2 separate regions of the Homo sapiens genome follow, and region 1 is linked to region 2. A link is an interaction called in ENCODE POLR2A ChIA-PET data of the cell type or tissue named here. Cell type or tissue: Panc1. All regions are shown on one strand. Links, peaks and the distances in the headings refer to the core of each region. The heading gives the core; the rest is flanking DNA.

Region 1 (5,388 bases), core at 78-5,077, 590 kb before region 2:
TTAGGAAATTGATCTTATTCCAAGGCAAGCCAATATTACAAATATTATTTTAAACTGTAACTTATAATTGCTTTTCTACACTTCTTAATGGATATAAGCCTTTGTCTTAAAGAATGCTATTGATTCATTCATTGTTTTCATAACTTGTGGCGCTGCCAGCCTTCCACTTGGAATGGCATCAAGTCGTGTTTTGCTTTCATCCCCAAAACTTTGCAAACTACTTTGAGGCATTGCTGAAAATACATTTTAGTGGAATAAGTTAGGCTTTACTGCGATTCTCAAATTTAAGAACCCATTTTATCTACTAGCTAGCAAAGCAACCATTTTAAATTGGAATGTAATAGTTACCTAGATCCATGTTGCCATGTTGCTGCACAGACTTAAAATATTTTACTACCAGTGAAATTGTACTTTGCATATAATACTAACCTTGCCAAATAACCTTATGACCAAACCTCATATCTTGAGTGACTAACGTTAATATACCTTAATCTGAAGTTTAAGAGTACTCCCTTATTCAGCATTTACATCTTATCTTGATTTATATTTTTCTCCAAATAATAGAAAAACACTGCAAATGGTGTTTTGTTTTGTTTTTAGTGGCTCTCTAGGCCCCTTTTTCTCAATTTGTTTCAACCAACATTTATCAAACAAGGAGTATGGGCCAGGACTTGTGCCAACTTTAAGCAGATTTTAGTCATAAAATCAGATGTGTTTCTTCTAAAATCATGCTGTAATTTATTCTCCATTATTTTGATATTAGTGAAGGTTAACTACTGCAAAAGTTATCAGTTTCTCCATCTATAAATAGAGGACAGAAATCAGGAAATAGAAGAGAGAAGCTATAAAAGGCAGGCTAGATTTGTACAAAACTACACATCTAGCTTATATGACTCAAAGATGTGGTGAGAATTCTGTTTCCTGTCACTATTTACTACTTGGCATCAAGTAGATGAAAAAAAGCTGAAGCTTTTGGGCTAAACTTTTATTTTCATCTGGATAGATGGCAGGCCTCGAGGAACATCACAGGTAAAACTCTTGAAATGTCTATAACTTCAGATGAGTTATGGACAAAATATATACTTTCTGGCCTATAATTTGTTCACTGTATTTTTCCATATTTGCTACTGATTAGTAATATATTAAGTATCAGTCAGTAGGAATAGTATTAATATTGCCAATGCATTTAAAAATTTTAATTTTAACTATAATTTTTACTTGCTTTTTGATTCTGTGTCTTTTACTTTAGGTGCTGTGCCCCTAGTCAGGAATCGGTTTACTTGGCTGTGTAGGAGTTATGTAAAAATTTCCAAATGATATAAGCCAGGTGTTCACAGCTCGCTATGCATCGAAACTACACTGGAAGCTTTCCAAGAGTAGGTGTCTGTTACCTATAGCAGGGATGACAAAGATGGCACGTGGGCCTATTTTCACTGTCCCTTAGGCAAGTCATCTTCACAAACTCACCGACCTTGCAGTGCCCCATCCCCCCATCCCAATCATGTTCCCTCTCCCTCACCTGGGAGGACTATCCTTGGCAAGAGTCAGATCCAATGACCTCTTCCTGCACTGCTGTGAAGAGTTTATGGGAGCACAGCGGCTTTCACACACACTCTCCTGCTGTACAGTGCCATCCTAGCTGCCCCTGTGTGTGTCACTTCCTACATCTCTCACTGGTCTGAGCGGTACAGAGCAACTAGAACCTTAGAAAATTAGTTTTCGAAGGTTTCTTATCTTAGTTCTGTATGTCACAGTACACAACACACTTGCCATCTTAGCAGTGGTATTTTACAAACATTCCCTCTTGCTCTTCCTCTCATTCCTTTTCCTGTTGTTTCTAACTCTCATTGCTTGATTATTGGCTCTTCAAGGAGAAGGAAGAAATAGGTTAAAACCCAACTAGAAGATACTGGGGGAGGAAAGGGGACTCAGTAGAGTAGAGTACAAGGGGAGGGTTATCAGTGTTAGTCTTAGAATGAGGCTAGTGCTGCCAGACTAGAAATTATTTGTCTGGCGTGTGCTATTGTTTGAATGTCATTTGTCTTCGCCAAAACTCATGTTGAAATTTAACCCCCAGTGTGGCCCTGTTGGGAGGTGTGGCATAGTGTGAGGTGTTTGGGTCATGGGTGTGGATTCTTTATGCAGGGAAGAATGCCCTCCTTGGGGTGGGTGAATCCTTGCTTTCCTGGAGAATGGATTAGTTTCTGAGAGACTGGGTTGTTAAAGAGAGTCTGGCTTCCTTGGTTTCTCTTTTGCTTCCTCTCTTGCCATGTGATCTCTTTGCACGTGCCAGCCCCCTTTTCACCTTTTGCCATGAGTTGAAGCAGCCTGAGGCCCTCATCAGATGCAGATGCCCAGTCTTGAACCTTCCAGCCATCAAAATTGTGAGCCAAATAAGCCTCTTTTCTTTATAAATTACCTCAGCCTCAGGTATTCTGTTATAGCAACACAAAACAGACTCAGACAGTGCAGGAATGTGCGGTGGCAGCCATGGCCCAACATGTGGTCAGGTCTTAGTGGTGTGTTCCCCAGCCCTGGCGGCCAGCATCCCTGCCCACTTGTCACACAGTGCTAGTACCTTCCTGAGAAGGCTGCTCAGAAAGCTGAGCAAGTACAAACAATTGATGTGGGTTGAATTGTATCTCCCTAAAATTCATGTTGAAGTCCTAACCCCTAGTACCTCAAAATGTGACCCTATGTGGAAATAGGGTCATGGCAAGTGTAATTAGTTTAAGATGAGGTAATACTGGAGTCAGGTGGGCCTGTCATCCAATATGACAGGTGTCCTTATAAAAAGCAACATTTGGAGACAGTCACATATACAGAGAGAACACTGTGTGAAGATTGGAGTTATGCTGCCACAAGCCAAGGAACCACCAGAAGCTAAGAGAAAGGCCCAGAACGATCCTTCCATAGTGCCTTCGGAGGAAGCATGCCCTGTCTGCACCCTGATCTCAGATTTCTGGCATCCAGAGCTATGAGACCATAGCTTTCTGTTGTTTAAGCCGCTCGCTTTGTGGTGCCTTGTTATGGCCACCCTAGGAAACTAATGCTGTGTAACAATGTGGCAATGGCAGGCCTACGTTGGTCTTGACTCAAAGCTCCTGGAAGGGTGCTGGTTTGATGGTGCTAAGAAATGTGTACTGTCCAAATCCAAACATCTGGAATGAAACCTATGTAAGTTGATAATAGACATATACATATAAGGAAATAAAAATATAATTTCCGAGCAACTCCATGAAAATAATGATTGCTGAAACTACTTGTTATGATACTTAACGCAAATGATAAAAACCTGTGGTCACTGTTGGGCTTCTTATATGCCAAAGAATCTGTTTCTCCAGGTACCAGGGCAATCCCAGGAGCTAAGCACTCCAGGCCATCTCCTTCTATAACTCAGCTCAACCAATGTTTACTAACCTGACCAAGTACTAAGAATTCTAAGCAACGGCAGTAGAAATAAAAAAAATCAGACACAATCCCTGCCATTAAGTAGCTTGCTGCATAGTAAATAATAAGAAAGGTAGAATTTTGGAAGAATCTTTCACTTATTAGCCTATAGGGAATTCCATCCACTTACACCGAGGACTGTTGAAGACTCTTAGTTACAGGTGATGGAAATACAACTCAAGCTGGCTAAAATGAACACACAGATAAAACCCTGACTAATTTGAGGATGAAAATATGATTTTATTAATGTATTAGTCAGGGTTCTCTGGAGAAATAGAACCAGTAGGAGACAGTGAGGGAAGGAGAGACTGAGATAGGGAGATGGGAGAGAGGCGGAGAAGGAAGGAGAAATAGACATAAAGAAAGATATTTATTTTAAGGAATTTGCTCATATGATCGTGGGGGCAATTTGTAGGGCAGGCTGGCAGGCCGGAAATTCAGGTAAGAGTTAACGTTACAGTCATGACTCCAAATTCTGCAGGGCATCAGGCTGGAAACGCAGGCAGCATTTCTGTATTGCAGACTGGAGGAGAATTCCTTCTTCTTTGGGAAATATCAGTCTTTGTACTTAACGCCTTCAACTGATTGGATGATGCCCACACACATTATGGCGGGTACCCAACATCTACTAATTTTAATGTTAATCACATCTTTTAAAAATACCTTCGCAATAACATCTAGACTGGTGTTTGACCAAACAACTGGGCTTCACAGCCTATGCAAGTTGACACTCAGAGTTAACCACGACAGGTTGAGTGGAACCCAGGGAGTGCCCTTCAGTCACCAGGAATCTACCCCTCCCCATCTTTCCACTCTACTTCTTCCTCGGTGAAGGCTGTGACTGCCCTGTCTTCCTGTACATGCCCATGGCTGAACCAGTCATTGTGGCCAAGGGAGTGCAGTTTTCTGGCTGGGGCAGAGAATGGGGAGAAAGGCTGTTGTGTTAGAAGAAGGGATGTCAAGCAGGCAAAATCAGGAGCTGTAGGCAAGCATAGTTTTGAAGGAAACAAAAACATTTTGTGCAAAACCAGCCCTGGAATACTGAAAGGTGGGAAGGAAGAGGGAGCAAGGAGAGACTGGGAGAAATGAAGAGTCCTTGCTGGAATGCCTTATATACTGCTGCTGGAGGTGGGCAGTGACATCAGTGGTCACCAGAGACCATATGTAACTGATGGGCTTATATCCATTAGCTTGATTTAAACCACTTTGAATCTCATGAAATTTTCCTTTGAGGAAAATTTAGTTTTTCTCATTGATTTAAAGTCAGTAATTTCTGTTCCTCTGAGCACAGAATTGCTTTTAATTATAAATGTATGACATTTAAAATTATTTAAATACAAATATTTTTACACCAAGGGGTATGGAATGTGGGGTGTGGGAAGTGGGGATGGAAGCAATGAATTTTTTCCTGTGCAAAAACCCTGCTGGAAAAATATTTTCCCTTAGTCATTCTTCCAAAAATCATCCCTCTCAGAGATGCTTCTTATTTAAAATTAAATGGAATTGACATTCAGAGATTTTTGAATAATTTAGCTGAACTTGTTTCAGTGATTACGTAATGGTTGCAAATGGGTCAAGGCCCGGGTCATTTGTGGGAAATAATAAATATATTTGTTTCCGTAGCCATTGTTCATCTGCCTCCCTCATCCTCATCTTCTCCTATCCCCACAGCTGCTTCCACTCTCTCCACACTGGAAGCTCCCTGAGACAGTGGCTCCCTTTTATCCATCCTACTCCTGGGGCAGTGTCTGGCATCTAGTATGCAATGCATCAGAGTGTGCTGAATTGCACTGAACGTTGACACCCGGGGAGCTCTGGCATTTAGGAAAGTAGAGAGTGCTATGATAGTTCTGTAGATTCTCAGAGAAGAAAGCCTCTTAGAACAAAGTCAACAACAATTATAACAACAGCTTCACAAATTTCTAGATGCACAGTTGC
Region 2 (5,388 bases), core at 218-5,217:
ATTAACATGCTAAGGGCTTTAATACGTAATCTCATTTCATTTAATCCTTACAACATCCCTCCAAAGCTGTTATTATTATTATCCCTACTTTTACAAATGAAGAAACTGAAGCTCAGAAAATGTGGAAATAAATGAAGATCACCCAAATGATAACAAGCAAAGACTGTTTACTGAGAACTTGCTACAGTGAGGAAGTTGGCCACCATCACTTGCACTGGGCAGAGATTCTAGCAGGCAGAGGAGTGGGAAAGCTTTATAGCAGAAAAAAGGGAAGTCTTCAGGTACGCCCCAACTGGAGGCTATTGGCATGGGGAAGCTGTAGGTGAGACAACTAGAAGTGGGACATCCTATGTGATTGTTGAGATGTACATAGTTGGCTTTCTCTAGTTGGTCCTAAGTCGAAAGCCGGGGTGGGTGAGGGGCAAAAATGTGGAAGTTGTCAGTTATTAATCAAACCCTGGCCATTTTGGGCCAATGAGAGTTATTGTTTATTTCATGGACTGCCTGCTAGACATAGTAGTCTGACTTCCTGAACTGGTTACTGTAGATAGTAGACTGACTTTCTGGACCGGTTTCCTCGGGTTGTGGGTCAGAATTTTATTTTCTATGTGTGGTGTGGCCATTGTCCTTTTGTATATCTAGTCTCTCAAGTTTTGAAACAACTTGCTCATGAACAGATTTCAGAATTAATATTGAAATTCATGATGCAATGGACAGTATGAATTTTACCATCTCAAAACATTGTCTCTGTGGAAGGACCCCAAGGAAAAGGGTAGCAGAAATAACCAAGTTGGCAGATGTGATCATGCTTCAGCTGAATACCTGCCAATAGTGGACACTGTCCATTATTTTCCCATCAAACTTCATCCTCCTTGCTAACCAAAGGCTGACTTTATTCAGTTATTAAATCCCTTAGTTAGCAGTAGGATTGACTCAGGAGAAATTTACCCTTTCTCCAACTCTAGGAATCTTGTTTTTTTCTAAGACAAACAACATGTGACATTGCCCTGGTTTCCTTCCCCTCCACCCTCCAGGCATGAACACGTGACCTGATTTGGCTCAGAAAGAATGGAAGAGGATAGGAGTATTTCTCTTTCTGGCTGGGTAGCAACAAAGAAGAATACATGTGCCCCTTGTTTCTGGTTGCTATTATTGACCATAGGGCAACCAGCCTTAGGTGAAGTCAATGCTGTGGATAACAGAATCAAAAGGCAAAAAAGAACCTGGGTTCTTTATGACATCAATAAATCACTGATTCAACCAATTTTGTAGCTGTCCTTCCTCTGGGCTTCTGTTCCATGAAATAATACATTTTCTCATTGTTTAAGCAAGTTCGAATTGGGTTTTCTGATACTTAGAGCAAAAAGCACCATAGATAACACAGCAGCCTAGCCATGAGTCTTTGCCTTCATACTGTGTCCCAAGTCCAGTGGTAACACCTGTGAACATTCAATGGCGCAAGGTGGTTAAGAGACATTGCACTAGACTCAGAATGCCTGCATTTGAACCCTGCTCTACCTCTTTTAATTGCTGACTTTGGGCCAGCTACTTAGTTTCTCTGTGCTTCACCCCTTTATCAGTAAACTGGGGAAAATGATAATACCTAACTTATAGGGTTAGGATTATAATAAGGGCTAAAATATGTCAAGTGCTCAGAAGAGTGCTTGGAACATTATAACAGCATTAAAGTGTTCGTATTATTATTAAACACTTAGCAAATATTTTCTTAGCTTTCTTCCTTCCAGAATTTAAAAAAAATATATTTACATCGTTGAAACTTCATTTTCATTACTGAATAATTACATAATGATTCAAAAATCATTTTTATTACTGAAGCCACTTAAGTCCAGTTTTTTTTTACCTCTGATTCAAATGCATAGCTGGGCTTCAGCATCACAGAAGCAATCATAAAAAAAGGATCACTCTTTGCCTCCTTTCTCTAAACCCCTCGTGTTCTGACAATTGACATTTCCACCCTGTGTGGAACAGACCCATGTTTGCTTTCACTTAGCCTCTTCTAATGTCTTTTAACCATCTTTTTTTTTTTTTTTTTTTTTTTTTTTTTTTTTTTTGAGACGGAGTCTCACTCTGTCACCCAGGCTGGAGTGCAGTGGCGCGATCTTGGCTCACTGTAAGTTCTGCCTCCTGGGTTCAAGCCATTCTCCTGCCTCAGCCTCCCAAATAGCTGGGACTATAGGCACCCAGCACTATGCCTGTCTAATTTTTTGTATTTTTAGTAGAGACTGGGTTTCACTGAGTTAGCCAGGATGGTCTCTATCTTCTGACCTCACGATCCACCTGCCTCGGCCTCCCAAAGTGCTGGGATTACAGGCGTGAACCATCTTAATAACTGCCATGTCAATATCTTCTTTTAAAATTGTTGAAAAGCTACTGCTATAGTAGCAGTGGCAATGCATTCTGAGGGAGCTGCCACATAGCCCATTCCTGATTGCACCTGTGGTCTGCACCCCTCGTCTGTGATGATATCGAACCAAGAAAAGGAAAACTTACTACCCAAGAACTTGCTCTGTGTTTAGTACTATCCTAGTTGTTTTCACTAGTTCTTGAAGAATATTTCTATTAATAGCATGCATACAATTTAAGTGATTTTTAAAGAGTTTTGTGTCAGTCAGAATAACCTAAGTTATATACAAGTAACCAAAAAGCCCCCAATTTTTGTTGGTATAGAGTAACAAAGGCTTGTCTTCCCCTTCAACCTACATATCCACTTGAAGTAAGCGGGGCTGGGGGATCAGGGTCTATATAAGGAGTCTGCAAATGTTTTCTTAAAAGGCCACTTAGTGAATAGGCTTTTAGGCTATATGGTCCCTGTTGTAACGACTCAGTTTTGCCATTGTCATTTCAAAGTATGCATAGACAAATGGGTACGGCTATGTTCCAATGAAGCTTTATTTACAAAAACAGGTGACCACAGGCTGTAGTTAGCTAACTCCCACTGCATATCATCCTCACTCCAGGACCCAGAGTGTGAACGCACCATCATTTGGAAAACTGTCGATCATGGTGGCAGAAGGGAAAAGGATCATGGAGAATCTCTCACTAGTTTTTAAATGTTTCACCTGGAAGTGACCCCTGTCACTTCCACTCACATTTTACTGACATGGAAAATCATATGACCACACCTAACTTCAGTAGATTGGGGAGGAAGCTGTCCTCCTTGAGCCTAGAAGAAGAGAACAAGAAACACCAGTAAGCAGCCTTAATGTCTATCGCATGTTGCATCATTCTTCTGTTCATCTCTTTCTGTGGCTTTTTGTTGAACTTTATGTTCCTAGTTAAGGAAATGAGTTGCAAAGTTGTGGTTTACTCAATGTTCTTACAGGTGTATTGCTCAGTTTCTGGATAAGCTGGGCCTCTTTACCTCCTTTTTCTGCTTTTCTTGTCCAGGCTGTAGGCTTGTTATTACTCTTCAACCAGAGCACTACAGAGTTAGAGGGAAAGTGAAGCATAATGCAAATTCATTCACCTCAAGTGTGGTCTCTGGGCCTTGCCTTACCACACAGGAAAGTCCCTTCAGTGGGCTTATTGTCAGACTTGTCTGAAGTTTTCATATTATTGACTATTAGCTAATTCACACAGTCTATTCAGGGTAACTCTTCTTAGGGGCCAATGTCTGGCCCGTGTTGGACAGCTATATATATATATTAGAACGGCGTGTGTGTGTGTGTGTGTGTGTGTGTGTGTGTGTGTGTGTGTATGTGTATGTGTGTGCGTAGGGATGAAGATTAGAGAACCTAATTTGGTCAACCTTTTCCATAGCTTCAATTGCATCTCATTACAGTTTTCTGCTATTTCCTCTTTACATTTTCTCTCCTTTTCTTCCCAAGGAACCCCAATGTTTTCAGAGAATAAAAGTTAGGTTGAAGAGAGTAAGAGATAAAGATAACTTTTTGGTTAAATTTCCTTTGCCTATTATATGCCTAATCATACCCTCCTCCAAATTCCTTTCTTGCTTTCTCTCTCCCTCCCTCCCTTCCTTCCTTCTTCCATTTATCTATCCATCCAATGTCCAAATGAGTGTCTATTGTTTGCCAGGCCCTGTGCTAGGCAAGTCATGGGTATATATAAATGCGGCTGACAGAGACTCAGTCCTTTGCTTTATGGAGCTAATAACTTTAGTGGGCAAAAATTATGATAATTGATAAGACACCTGAAGAATACTGGAAACTGGAGGATTCCAAGGGAGTAGGTGGTGATGGCATCTACCTTATGGAAGGTCTTAAAGCATTGGAGGGAAGGGTTCCTGTTGTTTTGCATGAATGAAGATAGTATGAAGGGATTTTATTCAAATGTTTTTGTTCTTCAATCTTTTGCTTCCATTGTTTATGCTCCTGCCATCTTTAGTCTTGTTCAGAGAATGGCAAACAGCCAGCAAGTTCTCAGTAGATTTCCCATTTGTCATAGGTTTCTCATGTATCCGGGTTTGGCTTAAAGATCAAATTGCCTTTAGGTTGACTTCTGATCCTTGCCAGAAAGAGCTGACCCTTTCTCCACTCATCTGTGCAAACCTTTACTCAGGTGAGACTTTCACACAATTTGAATAAAAGAACAAAAACTCTCCAGTAACTAAAAGGAGTAAGAAAGGCATAACTGTTTTATTTTGTTGGCTCCAAAGCTCAAGCCTATTATTTGAAATTTTTATGTTCTCTTATCATTTTGGTTTTATTTCATTTTAATTTTTTATGGAAAAAATGTATGTCTAATTGGAATGCAGACCAAAATAAAATTATTAGAGTGGAAAAAATATTTTAAGAAAATAACGTTTACATAAAATCAGCACAATGTCCAAACAAACAAAACCATGTATGTACAGTGAAAACACATTTATTTTAAATACTGAAAAAAGTGCTACTTCATATTATAGGATTTCCAGAAAGTATGCTCCTTTTGTTTGCTCATTAGGAAAAATTTTTGTTTTAAAATAAGATATTTTGATTTAAACTATTTCTATGTACTCTCTTAAACCAAACATAACTTGCTTTTTTCTTGATGACTCCGAGCCATGATTATTAATTCAGGTGATTCTGATTTTCTATTATGTATTGATGCCTTCATTGCCTACGAGAGAGTTGTAGGACAATTTGCCTTAATAGGAATAACAGAATGCTATCCTTTAAAAGTGTTTCCATGAAAACTTATTTATAGGTTTGGCTGTTTGGGGGTTTTGTTTTATTTAATGTCTCCTTCATTATTAAGGATGTCAGACATCCTTCCTCCCATATATTATCGTTTCTAGTAACCAGAAAGCTAACAATTTACTATTTTTTATTTATGTTGAGCATATTTATTAGGATAAACTTGTATGCACAGGTAAACATTTAGAATAAACTAACGTGGCTAAAACAAAAAAAAGAAACTTATTTACGT

The links. ChIA-PET counts read pairs that join two places held together with the same protein. Peaks named below come from ENCODE experiments on the same cell type or tissue, not always from the same donor. Only the 100,000 strongest peaks of a DNase experiment are listed, where the experiment ranks them.
Region 1: POLR2A ChIA-PET joins it to region 2 with 5 read pairs; 2 of 35 experiments call an interaction of 5 or more read pairs at or near these places.

The regions. Positions count from the first base shown.
Region 1 is chr2:190,598,376-190,603,763 of GRCh38, forward strand. The region is part of intron 4 of NEMP2-DT (NEMP2 divergent transcript); the gene reads left to right. It also overlaps a transcript of NEMP2 not described here. Among named protein-coding and RNA genes, the nearest start is that of NAB1, 48 kb to the right of the region's middle. In Panc1, for the core only: no CTCF peak of the experiment used is centred there; no DNase peak of the experiment used is centred there.
Region 2 is chr2:191,190,814-191,196,201 of GRCh38, forward strand. The region is part of intron 1 of LOC105373804 (a long non-coding RNA gene); the gene reads left to right. Among named protein-coding and RNA genes, the nearest start is that of STAT4, 43 kb to the left of the region's middle. In Panc1, for the core only: no CTCF peak of the experiment used is centred there; no DNase peak of the experiment used is centred there; H3K27ac peaks cover 499 bases.